Linked DNA regions of Homo sapiens: region 1 is linked to region 2. Evidence: chromatin contacts called from ENCODE Hi-C or POLR2A ChIA-PET data. All regions are on one chromosome and are shown on one strand. The core of a region is the stretch at or near the end of the contact, and the rest is flanking DNA. Distances in the headings are between cores, read along the strand shown.

Region 1 (6,114 bases), core at 3,244-5,743, 330 kb before region 2:
TGGAGAAGACAGCACTGGAGAACCTTGCAGATATAGACACACTCAGAAAGACAGCAGACTTGTTGAAAAACAAGCTTATTTTCTCATCCATACAACAGATGTGAACCTCCTGTCTAACCCCCAGGTCCTTTAAACCCACATGGGGCACTCTGGAGTGCTTTCCTGCTTCCCTAGCTAAGTTTAAGTCTTTCCTGTCCTCCCAGAATACCCCAAGTAGTGGGGCGGTCCCAAATACCAACTTGGTAGTGGGGGTTAGAGAGAGGGAGAGACTGAAAGGACAGAAGACAAAATCATGAAAATCATGTGGCTGTTCCACCATGCCCCCCTCCCTGGGGATTCTGAAGTCCTGTCCCTCCTCCCTCTTGCTGTTACTTCTGAACAGCTATTGCATCTTTCAGGTGTGATTTGGGGATGCATAAGATCTAAAGCTGCTACCTTCAGGGTCTCTGAAATTAATGTCTCTTAGGATTGCTGCTATCATAATACTTCCCTGTAGCAACTTGTAATTATGTCCCAACGAAAAGGAATTATTCGCTTAAACGACTTTTCCCTTTTCCACCTTCTAACCCACCATTTGTTTCTCCTAGCCCTGTGTGATGTGGGATAGTCCCTGTATTCCTGCACCACAAACTCTAACATCCTTGCAGTCTTGGTCATCCACGGAATATTTCTTCTCCGTGAAGACAGTTTTCGTTACGTGTTTCCTTTTATGATTGGTGGGACCTTCTCTGGAGTGTCTTGCACGGTCCTGTATACATCATTTGTTACCTGGAGTGCATTCTATATTTAAACAACTCTGTCGTGAATGATGTACCATGCTCTATGTGAGTAGGGATGAATATTTAAATGGATTTCCCTTAAATACTACTTTGGATAGTAACTGAAGCAATGGATTAGAGTGGGATAGCCAATTAGATTTTTATTTGAAATAAATCACTTGGGAAAGGAGCTTTACAAATAAACGAAAAGAACTTGCCCACTTTTGTGACCGTATTTTGAGACTTTGAGCACCACTCATGCCCAGCAAAATAAAATGTCAATATCTCCTTGTTCCTTTGTTGGCTCTCAGCCTGCTGTCTTCGATCTCACTGCCCGCTTTCTGGAAACATTGGCATGTGAATTCCTGCCTGTTCCCTCTGCCTGAGATGCCCCAGCCATGCCCCTTGATTGTCCTGACCTCCCACTGATCATCTCACATCCCGCCTCTTCCACAAACCCTTCAGTTCATCCAAATCCCTGTAGCATTTATTAATTTTCCTTCTTTCTTGGCAGCCAGCATACATACCACGACTAGCTATTTAGATTTCTATGCACAAAAGTCTTATCTCCCAAAATCACTGTCAGTACCCAAAGGCAGACACACAGTCTTCTACCCCTTTACATTCTGCTCGTGTGTGTGTGTGTGTGTGTGTGTGTGTGTGTGTGTGTGTGTGTAGAAAAAACCCACTTACCCAGAGTAAAATGCTCATAAATGCTCATGCATCCTGTGGCAGTGATGGTAATGAAAGCCAGTGTGATTACACCCAGCAGGAGTCATTTCTGGAACTAAAATCGGCTGATTTAGCAGCTACCGTCAAGTTGCTAGTCCATCATGCTCCTCCTCTCAGCCCATGACTAGAGAATCCTGAATATCCCACATGCTCCTCACAGCCCCTACCAACTGGTCGCAATTTGCATGGGAGAGAATGCGAACTTATTTTTTTAACCTCTTCCCACCCACACAAACTCATCTCACAGCCTCTTAGCAATAGGGTATCTCATTTTGAACATTTACTTTTCAGACATTTATTTGGTTTTTTAAACTTCCAGCAAATATTAACAATGCCAGTGAATCCTGGTGTTCTCCTTTGCGCAGTGGAAATAATACTTCCCTTAGAAGACTGCCGCAAGAATTTAGTTAAAACATGTATGGCCTTTAGCACAGTGCCTGGCATGTAGCACACATACAACTTTTAAATTGCTTTACAAAGTCCTTTGTCCATGATCTTACTTTATCTTCATGGTGCTTTTGCGACAGGCAGGGTCCTGGGATATCTTTCTTTGACAGATGAGGAAATAGGCACAAACGATGAGCTGGGACTGGAACTGAGATCTTTCCAGAACCACGCCTGTGCCCTTCCTGTTCCTGACAATGTTCATTTTAAGGAGGGGAGAGAGGACAGCATTTGTCTATGGAATGAGCCCTGGCACCCAGCTTCCGCCTGGGAAAACCGCCATCCCTCTCTTAAAATGGGCACGGGTTTGCTGGCAGGACTTGCCCTTAATTATGGTCAGGCCACCTCTTTACCCCCAGCCTTCCAAAACCTTCCCGCTGGTTGTCCCCAGTTGTACAGTTTGTTAAAGTCTACCGTGTTTTTTTTCTTGCATCTCAGTCATCTCCAAAAGTTCCAGGATGACTTGGGAGTTTTTATTGGCTAGGCTGAAAAAATGCCCAGGCAACAATGGTGTGTTGATGCTTGGAGTCAGGCTGGCTAGAGCAAGAAGTGATTTATGTAACTCTAGAAGGTCCTAATCAGGAAGCTGAGAGAAAGGGATGAAGCATGTTAATCCTCTCCATAATTTTCTCTTAAGAATGACTTTAGTTAGTCATGGGTAAAGTTTATCTTCCAAGGTGTGTGCTTTTGGGATATCGAAAGATTTCATGTTTCCCAGCTGAGACTTCCACATCTGCAGGCTGCCAGTGTTTTCAACTGTGAGAAAAGAGCTCTCTTTCCCAAAAATTCATCATGGACTGGAAACACGGAGGTATAAGTTGAAGTAGCCGTCAGTGGTGCTTCTAAAGGTCAGGGTTTCATGTATAGAACTGGAGCCATCCAGTTGGAGGAGAAGCCCGTTCTCACCTGTAATCAGATGAAAAATGTAGAAGCATGAGTTGGATGGCCTCCACTTATGACGCAATGACAAGAAGTCAACATGTAGTATTTACAAAGATCAGTCATTTCTGGGAGGATTAGAGAGGAGAAAAGGTGAACCAAACATCACTTATGGACTTAGTCATATCATTTTCACTGATGGTGATGACAGCACGTCAACACATCATCATTTGGTGAGAGAGGTCTGGTAGCCGTTGCTCATCATCTTCCTCACTGGGCGTGGTGGTGGGAAGTCCCACCACAGTGGGTGGTTTCCTTGGCATTCATAGCAGAACCCCACACCCTGTCTTCTGATGGCCCTTGGACATGGATCTTGCTGTCTCAGTTGACTATTGCATTGTCCCTCATGGCAGGGTTCTTAAACATTAGTGTTTTTGGATCTCCCAGGGAGCCGGTTAATTGGCAAATTGTAGGTCCCACCCCTTGAGATACAGATTCAATAGGGCTTGGGGATCTGCATTTTAAAATGCAAGGTGGTTATTGGCCACGCTTTGAGAAATACTGCCTGATAGTGGCATAGACACCTACTGTTGGAGAGAGTTGACTTTAGAATCAATCAGCAAATGACTGCCCAAGGCACTGTCCTAAATCTGACTGGATTTGAAAAAGATCTGTAAGCTATGAGCCTTATCCTCAAAAGTGTACGTATGAAATGAGGTAAGCAGTGCAGGATTCGATAGAATCAGATGCCGGGCTGCTGGAGGAGTTCCTAGAAGAATGGAGAGTCAGGGCAACTGGGCATGGGAGGTGGCATTTCACCTGAGCCTGGAGGACTGTAGGATTTGCACTGATGACTCAGAGGGGAAAGAGCATTTCTGATGAGAGGAACAAATTGAGGGGTCACCAGTGTGAGGACAACCTTGAGCTTGGGATTTCAGTCTGAAAGCCTATGTTTCAGTTTAGAGAAAGCCGTAGGCTTTCTAATGTACCTAAAACAGGCACCAAGTCTAGGCAGATGGCCCCAGCCCACTGACAGTGGGTAAGGACATAGCCTTAAGCCATGCTGGAGATGACAACACTCTAGGCTTTTAGAAATTTGGCTCTGAAATAAAGGATGTCTTGGGGCATCCCAAGAGCCAAGACTGCGGTCTGTGAGAGTCCAAACCTGAGTACTTATACCTCAATGTTACTTGTAAAGTAGTTACAGATTTTCCAAGCACTCACTTCCATGTTATCCTTAGATAGGGGCTGTCACCTACCCCATAGGGTTGTAGGGAGGATTAAATGAAATAAATTGGGTAAAGCACTTACCCAACAGCACCAGGCCCATAGCAAGCATTTAATAAATGATAGTGGTGATTAGGGCTCTTCCCCCTACTTTCGTAAGGAGGGGGCTGTGTGCCCGTGTTTGCATATTTGGTATTGTATTCTTCCTTGGTCGGAGTATCTTCCATTCCAACTCCTAATTTTGAAAACATTGCATATAGATCTCTAGCCACCAATCCTTCAAACCTCAAGCAACACCAGAATTGGCTGCTTCCTTCCGAAGATCCTCCCTCCCACATCTAAGGACACCACAGTAACTCAGTCTCTGTCAGCTTCCCCTCCTGTAGCCTTGGGAGCACGCCGAGGCCATGGGCTTAGGAGAGGCAACCTAGCATGCTGGACAGAACCCAGGGCGGGGATCCTGTCTGGGCTCTGCTGCCCAACCACAGGGAGTCCTTTGGCAAATCAACTGCTCTGACCTCCTTTGGAGGCTTGTTGGGAAGATTAGAGATATTATTTCTGGCATAGTGCCATGCACGTATCAGAGGCCAAACAGTAGCCAGATTCATTACTGATGGTATGTTCTGAGGTTTGCACCTTTGCAAACCATTCTGAGACTGCTAGCTTGTTGGCATGCACTGCCTACACCTTAGAGTGATAGCCCTACTATGTGTGGTCTCTGTACATCTTGGTTCTGGGAAGGGGCTACAAATCTGGATTAGACCCAAAGAGTCCCTTCTCGAAAGCAGCCTGTGACCACATGGGTTGTACCTCTGAAGCTGAAGGTCTCACCCTTCCTCTTCCTTCAGACAGGGTCTCCTTTGCTCTGGCTCAGCAAAATCAGAATGACCCTTGATGTCAGGGCTTTCAAGCAGAGCACATTCCCAGCTTCCATCGTCCAGGTGTCCCCATACACCACAGGCCTGCCCATAGCTCATGACACCACACTTCAGGATTTCTTTGATACCTCTAGAGAAACATCAGAATTTTTGAAGCTGGCCTGAAAGGCCAGAGCCTTCTCTGTAGCCTGAAGGATCTGAACTCCTTTCTCATAGAGAAAACAAGGTCCAGGTCTCCTGTGTGAGCAAGAAGCACAAAAGGCCAGGGCTTTGCTTGACTAGACCATACCCCAGGGCAGGCTCTTTTGTGCAGATGCTAACTTGAAACAGGACACTTTGTCCTTCCCAGTCCCTGCCTGCTCCATCCCCACCTCATAACTCCCCTCTTTAGTCCAGGGGGTGCCCTCCCAGACTTAGGGAAGGAGTGTGTGAAATGAAAAACCATTAGAGGTCTCAGCTCAAGGAGGGAATAATATTGTTGTTCGTAAATGTCTGCTGAACATTTGTCATGTATTTGGCATATGCCATATATGTGCGTGTGTATATAGTAGATGGTAAGGTAAATATAAATTACTATATATGGTGTATATGGCACGTTATATATAGTAAGTGTATATACATAAACATAGCCTAACACCATGGAGGCAAACAAGTTATAACAGATATGCATTAATTTAACATCTGTTTATCTTATACCTGCTACATGCAAGGCACAGTCCTAAGTCCTTGAGATCCAGCAGAGAACAAAAGAGCTGGAAACCTGTCCTCATAGAGCTTCAAGTAGTGGCAGAAAGGCAATAACGGATTAAAAAATCCCTGATGTCAGGTGGTGATAACAAATGAGACTGCAAAGCAGGGGAAGGTGGAAGTGCTAGGGAAAAGGTGTTTGTTTGTTGTAATCCAGGGTGGTCTCTGATGAATTACAGTAACATTTAAGCAGAACATGAAAGAAGTGGAGGAGCCGGCCACTCATATGCCTGGGGGAGGAGTGTCCCTGGCAGATCGAGTGGCCCGTGCAAAAGTCCTGTGGCAGGAGTGTGTCTGGGACTTCTAAGGAGCAGTGATGCTCTGCTCATGGTTGGAGACAGAGGGAGTTAAGGGGAAAGTGGGATGAGGTGGGGTCAGAGCGAGAGCAGGCACTCACCTGACCATTCTAGAAAAGAAAGAATAACTAGGCCGGTGTGTGGTGGCTCATG
Region 2 (5,805 bases), core at 680-3,179:
GAGTTTGAGACATAAGCCATTTAATGAAACCACAGTGAATGGTACAAAATACAACATTCCATTTACCCAAAAGGAAGACAAAAGTTGTTCCCAAGTAGTTTAACTTTAAAATAGGGTGGTTCTTAAATTCATGTGGAGGTGCCATCTAGTGGTGAAAGAGGTAACTGTGAAGGAAGCCAAGCCGTCAGGGAGATAGAGGCCAGGCCTTTCTAATTATCATATAATCCCACTGCGATTTTGTCAGTTGTAGGAGTCTTCCTGTATCTTAGAAATAAATTATAAAACCAAATTATGTGGATAGGAGCAGTATCACCAGGGGAAGAGGTTTCAAAATTACAGTAAAAATTTCAAATCAACAAAGAGGGTCATACAATTTTTACAGGTAAAGAACTTTAGGGCAACCCTGTTTTGTCATTGCATTTAGGGAACATAGGACATATTAATATCAGGAGTTACAGTTGAATAAAGATGCCTACATTCCAAGTTCTGTGGATAAATTTATGGTGAATTGTTTTTCTACAAAGAAGTTGAGAATAAGTAAAAATGGTGAAAGTGAGGGAAACGTTGAGGATCCTAAAGATAATGTCAGTAAGGAGAACTATAAAGAGCCATAAGTGGTAAAACACACACACAACCTTCCTATGTATACTCTTACCCCTACAGGTACCCTGTAACACTCCACAGACAGGATAGAAATGGATTTCCCGTTAATTACAGAGCTGGTTGTATAGATTTCATATAACCATGTAGTATTTGAGGAAAACACAAGGCTTAAGTACTGTTTAAAGCAAACAAAATCTAGATGAAAATATATTAAAACCAACCGAAGGCACTGAAATCTGAGTTAGTGAACAGCGTACATATTAGTAAGGAAACGCAGTGTCAAAGCTTATAAGCACATATAGAAACCAAAATGAGATAAATCACGGGGTGCTGAGGAGAGGCGATGGGCAGAGTGTGGAAGGAAAGCAAGCCGACTTGAAGTATTTATTAGCAGATACATTCTTTGGAAAACAAATAGGTGGTTACAAAGTACTTAAAACTTTCATCCTCTTAAACAGTTTAAATACTCTCTCACCATCTTGCTTACATGATTAATTTACCTAGCAAATCCTTTACTCGTGTAGGGAACAGGGGTAAAAACTGCAGCCAGATCTTGCGTGACTCCAGGCGGTGGCATCTGAAGTCAGGCACCGTGGCGCTGCACCGCACGTGGACGGGTGCTGGCGATTACATGCGGGGAAGAAGAGCGAGCCTTCTCAGGCCTGTGGGTGGATTTCTTTCTGCCACTTGAGGTGGCAGCACTCACGCTGTAGCCAAGAGAATAATTTTTTTGCGAGCACTCTGCTGTAGGTGGTGTATTTTGAATAGAGCTTCTAAACAGTTTTGAGAGTAAAGAGCAATGAATCATTCATTTTACATTTTGAAGGCACATCTCACTCTGAAGTCCAGTGCTCAGAGAGCTGACCCACGTATTTACTTGGGGTAACACCAACTTCAGAATTTAACAACCCCCTTTAAAGCTGTATTTTCTATTTCCTTTCATCCTTCCTCTGCCTCCTTGTGGCTGACTATCTATCTGCATCTCTCTCCTCACTGCATCCTTGGTCTGCTGTTTTTTGACTTTATTATTAAAAAGTATCCTCTGTTCTTATGTTTGAAATCTGGTGAATTAAGTCCTTGTACATTTCTCTCTTCTCTTAGAACAGCCCTACTGAGTTGACTTTGAAATTTACGGGTGACCTCAAACTGATTTTCTTTTTCCCAGTGAGTCAGGGGTCCTTAATTAGAAAGAAAGAAAAAAAAATAGTTCCCTGGCCCCTGATGGAGAGAGCAGATGAACTTGTGTTATCACAGCCCAGCTCGGAAGGCTTGTCTGGAGCCTGGGGGAAATGAGCGGGGAAGGCCCTTGTGTGCCGTAGGAGCGACCTTATAAACAAGCTCGGTTCATTAACCTCCCCACTGGCGTCTACGTGCCTGCACGTGGGGGCGAATGACCATGAGCTTTAAGTTGGGGTTTCCTGGCTTTGTGAAGTTTGACAACTCAAATGTTCTTCAATTGTGTTTGGGATGTGGTGTATTTCCCAGTTTTTATAGTAGTCTGTTTAAAGGAATGAAGAAAGACATTAAATATTTATTTTAGTTGACAAGATAAATGAAAGCTGCTACTGGGAAGATATCTGGCAGTTCTGAAATCTAGGTTTGTTTTTCCACTTCCAAAACATGCCCATTGTATGCCTTTGAATGGATGATACATTAATTAGATAAACATTTTATTATGAGGCAGATTATAATAAACATCTACTTTGAACATTTTAATTTAAAGATTCTAATCTCGAAAGGAAATTTAATTCCTTCAGAGAGTAGAAAGACATCTTTCCTAGAATGCCAGTAGGCTCATTTTGGAGGGTCTCTAGAAAATTCTAGACCTGCCCAGGAACAGAAGCAGTTTATCTGGCAAGTCAGTGAGCCTGCAGATGGCCAGACCATTGTTAGCAGGGCTTACTCATGCAGTTCTAGTTCCCAGGCTAAGCTTGAAAGTCATCCGACCCAGCAGCGAAGCCATTTGATCGTAGGACCAGCACTGTTCTGTCTCCTTGTTCCCCCCAGTCTCCACCTTTGCCAAGGTGTACTTGGGCGCCAGCCCCAGGGTCAGGTTGCCAGATAATGTATCCATTGCTAATGAGTTCAGAGACCTCTCTGCTCAGGGCCAAGCGACGGGACAGATCCTTCTGCTCTGAGACTGGCTGGCTGGCACAAATGAGCTGCTAGGATCTCACTGGAGAAATCTCCACTGGGCTGAATCAGCTGAGACCTAAGCCTCTCAGCCCTGTTGAGCTGCTCCTTGTTTGACAAAGGCTTTAACCCCCAAATTCTCACCCAAGCAGAGAACTTGCCTCTTCTCTGCCCACTTCAAAACCAGATGACTTACAGAATGAAGAAAGGATGGATAGACTATCATGACAGGTTCTGTGTGTGTGTGTGTGCGCGTGCATGTGTGCGCACACACATTGAGACAGTTAATCATATTATTCTAGAAAAAAAAAGTAGATCCTTAGTGCCCAGGTTCCTTAGCAGTGCTGGGATAAACAGGTGTCTGTTTGTACCGTAGGTTCAAAGAGAAAATCAATCTACTGGTCAGCTGTTGAGGTTTTTACTAAGCACCCGTTATAGAGGAAGCAAAAGGAGAAAGTGGTCCCTGAGTTCAGGGGTTGACAGCCTAGGATGTGAGGAGACAAATGCATAATTTTCTGTAATATTGTGCATACTCCTTAGGACTTCACGAGAGACGTTGTGCTGGAGGAACTGGAGAGGGCTCTGTGGAGAAGATGAGGCTTTAGCTGGTCCTGGAGGTGTCAGGGCTTGGAGAAGAGGGGAGAAGAGAAGGCATAAAGCTTCTGCAGCAAGAATGAGTTTTCCAGGCATAGGGAACTGAGGGGAGAGGGGTCTTCCATGACAGAGGGTACATAACATTTTACAGATGAGTTGAAAATCAAATTGCTCAAAAGATGGAGAGTAGGTTCTGGGGGGACTTGGAAGTTACGCAGCATTTACTGTTGGTGTGGTTGGCAAAAGTGAAAGCTGTAGATACTTAAATAAGAGTATGGCAGGTTGCAAGTAGTATTTTAGGGCAATTTGGTCTGACAGATGTATGCAAGTTGACCTGTTTGGGGGGTGGGTTTAGAGCAGAGACAGGAAATGAGGAGCCACTGCTTCTGCTTTCTGCTTCTGCTTTCCTCTCCGTGTTATTGATCCCCTACAAGGATAAATTATAGGACTGTATCCAGGAGTCATGCCTTCTGAAGTAGAGTTGTAATAATGAGACTGTGGCATCACTTCTAACTTGTGATAGGCCAAGTAAACAAGACAGTGAAGCCATTATTTAAAGTCTGTGAGAGAACCAAGATTTTGAGAGATAATATGGAGGTATTATATAGCCTAGGATAGGACATGATATTGGGTAAAGCGGCCAACCTGGTGGTTCTTAGGCAGGGCTTTGTTTATTTTAGTGATTACAGCACAAAACAAAGGGTCCTAAGAATGTTAAGTGATTCTTCATGGTTCTCCACATTTGCCCTTTCCTCTGCCCACTTCCCATCAAAACCAGATACCTTACAGAATGAAGAAAGGGACACTGAAATGACAGCCAGTGGTGTCATCTGAGCTGCCTATTAGAGTATAATAAGGCACATTTCTATGACTATGATTTAATATTTCTTCCTCTCAGCACCTCCTTGCCTCCCTCGTTTCCTTGAAATGTGAGGCACAAGTAGAAAGTGTCCGAGGGCACCTGAGGTCACAGGCAGGACCTGCAGAAAAGTGAAGGTTTAAGCACAGACGGGTTCTGCCTGCCTGGACTCCCTCTCACGTGCTGGTTGACACAGAGACAAAGGTGGCTCTACCTGGGGCCACATAATTTTCATGTTTCATTTATACTGCCTTCTACTAGAATGAGCTTGATGTAGCAACTGGAGGCCCCAGTTTTCATTCTTGCTCTGTCCCTGGACACCTGTGTAGGCATCGAGCAAATTGTCTGCCCGTCCTGGATGTCTACTCCCTCATCTGCAAAAACTTGGGGTGAGCCCCTTCCAGTGGTTCTTGGAGAACAGACATATGTGTGTACCGGGGTGGTGGGGAGAGGGAGTCCTCAGAACTGGTGCTTTTCTCTCCTCCCAAACATGGCTTCAGGAAGGGCAGGAACAACAGGGGTTTGGTTAAACCTGCAACTGTAGATTGAGCACAGTGTTCTTTTGCTTGGATACATGGTACAACAAGAAAGTCTGGATTGTGTTCATCTGCATGTGTGTGTTTGATTTGCCTTCTGGGGTTAGCTCCTGCCCACATGCTGTGCTAAGTTAATATGGTCTTTCTTCCTTACATGCTGCCTTTTTAAAAACTCAGAATCACAGAACTGATTGGTTACCACCCTGAGGAGCTGCTTGGCCGCTCAGCCTATGAATTCTACCATGCGCTAGACTCCGAGAACATGACCAAGAGTCACCAGAACTGTGAGTTCCAGGAGTGCCCCTTGTGGCTTCCTTGTGTCTGTGGTATGTGGCCTTGAGTGGGGTGTGACTGGTGAGACAGAAGACCAGGTCACTTCCTCCACAGAGCTGCTGTCTTGTGTGGCAGACAAGACTTATGCCCTCAAGATGGTTAGAAAACCAAGGCTGCCACCAGCCTATAGACTCCTTCGTGCAAATTAGAAAAAGGACACTTCCTCCAGGGAGATGCACCCGTGCCAAGGTGCACAGCTGAGGCAGTGGAGGGTGGGTTGAGTCTCAGTCCCCCATACCACCTCCACGGAGTGCCTGTGTGCAGTCAGTGGTTTGCACACCTTGTGGAACAGCACTGTAGAGAGTAAAATAATTCAACATATCATCAACTTGGGTGCATGCTATAGATTCAAGTACATACATTCACAGAAGAGGAGGGCAGGGGGAGTTGAGGAAAGGACACTTGAGTTGGACCTTGAAGGATCGGGGAGGCTTAGGCTGAACAGAGGGGAAAGTATTACGGGTCCAACTTAACACATATGTTGAGGTAGGCCACAGTTCTCAGAGAGCTTGCTTGCTGGATCAAGGGAGCTTTAGAAAAGGCTGTCCAGGCAACCCAGGGATGGCGTATGGAAACTCTGCTTTGCAGTTTGAAAGAAGCCTGAGTTATGTAAGGACTCTGGAAGAGGGCTGCCACATAGAACTTTCTGCAGTGGAAATGTTCTTGAAATGTGGCTAGAGAAACCGAGGAACTGAACTTTATACAATGTAGTTTTAATTAATTTAAATGTAAATATCCACACTTGGC

Evidence for each region. Hi-C counts contacts between places; a loop is a spot of excess contacts on that map. ChIA-PET counts read pairs that join two places held with the same protein, here RNA polymerase II (POLR2A). Pooled maps may share reads with other maps.
Region 1: a loop to region 2 is called in a pooled map, with 2.8 times the contacts of the local background. The contact joins two enhancer-like sites. A Hi-C loop is called at or near these places in 1 of 168 maps with a recorded cell type or tissue (spleen) and 6 of 50 pooled maps. POLR2A ChIA-PET finds 5 or more read pairs at or near these places in 2 of 52 experiments (MCF 10A and activated CD4-positive, alpha-beta T cell).

Annotation. Positions count from the first base shown.
Region 1 is chr2:46,030,202-46,036,315 of GRCh38, forward strand. The region is part of intron 10 of PRKCE (protein kinase C epsilon); the gene reads left to right. Among named protein-coding and RNA genes, the nearest start is that of EPAS1, 260 kb to the right of the region's middle. Within about 2 kb of position 4,494, at least 7 of the 41 ENCODE cell types and tissues checked have a DNase peak (open chromatin) inside an H3K27ac peak, as active enhancers do.
Region 2 is chr2:46,364,925-46,370,729 of GRCh38, forward strand. It overlaps EPAS1 (endothelial PAS domain protein 1), which reads left to right. Exons shown (of 16, transcript NM_001430.5): 7 at 4,903-5,009. Among named protein-coding and RNA genes, the nearest start is that of LINC01820, 26 kb to the right of the region's middle. Within about 2 kb of position 1,930, at least 6 of the 41 ENCODE cell types and tissues checked have a DNase peak (open chromatin) inside an H3K27ac peak, as active enhancers do.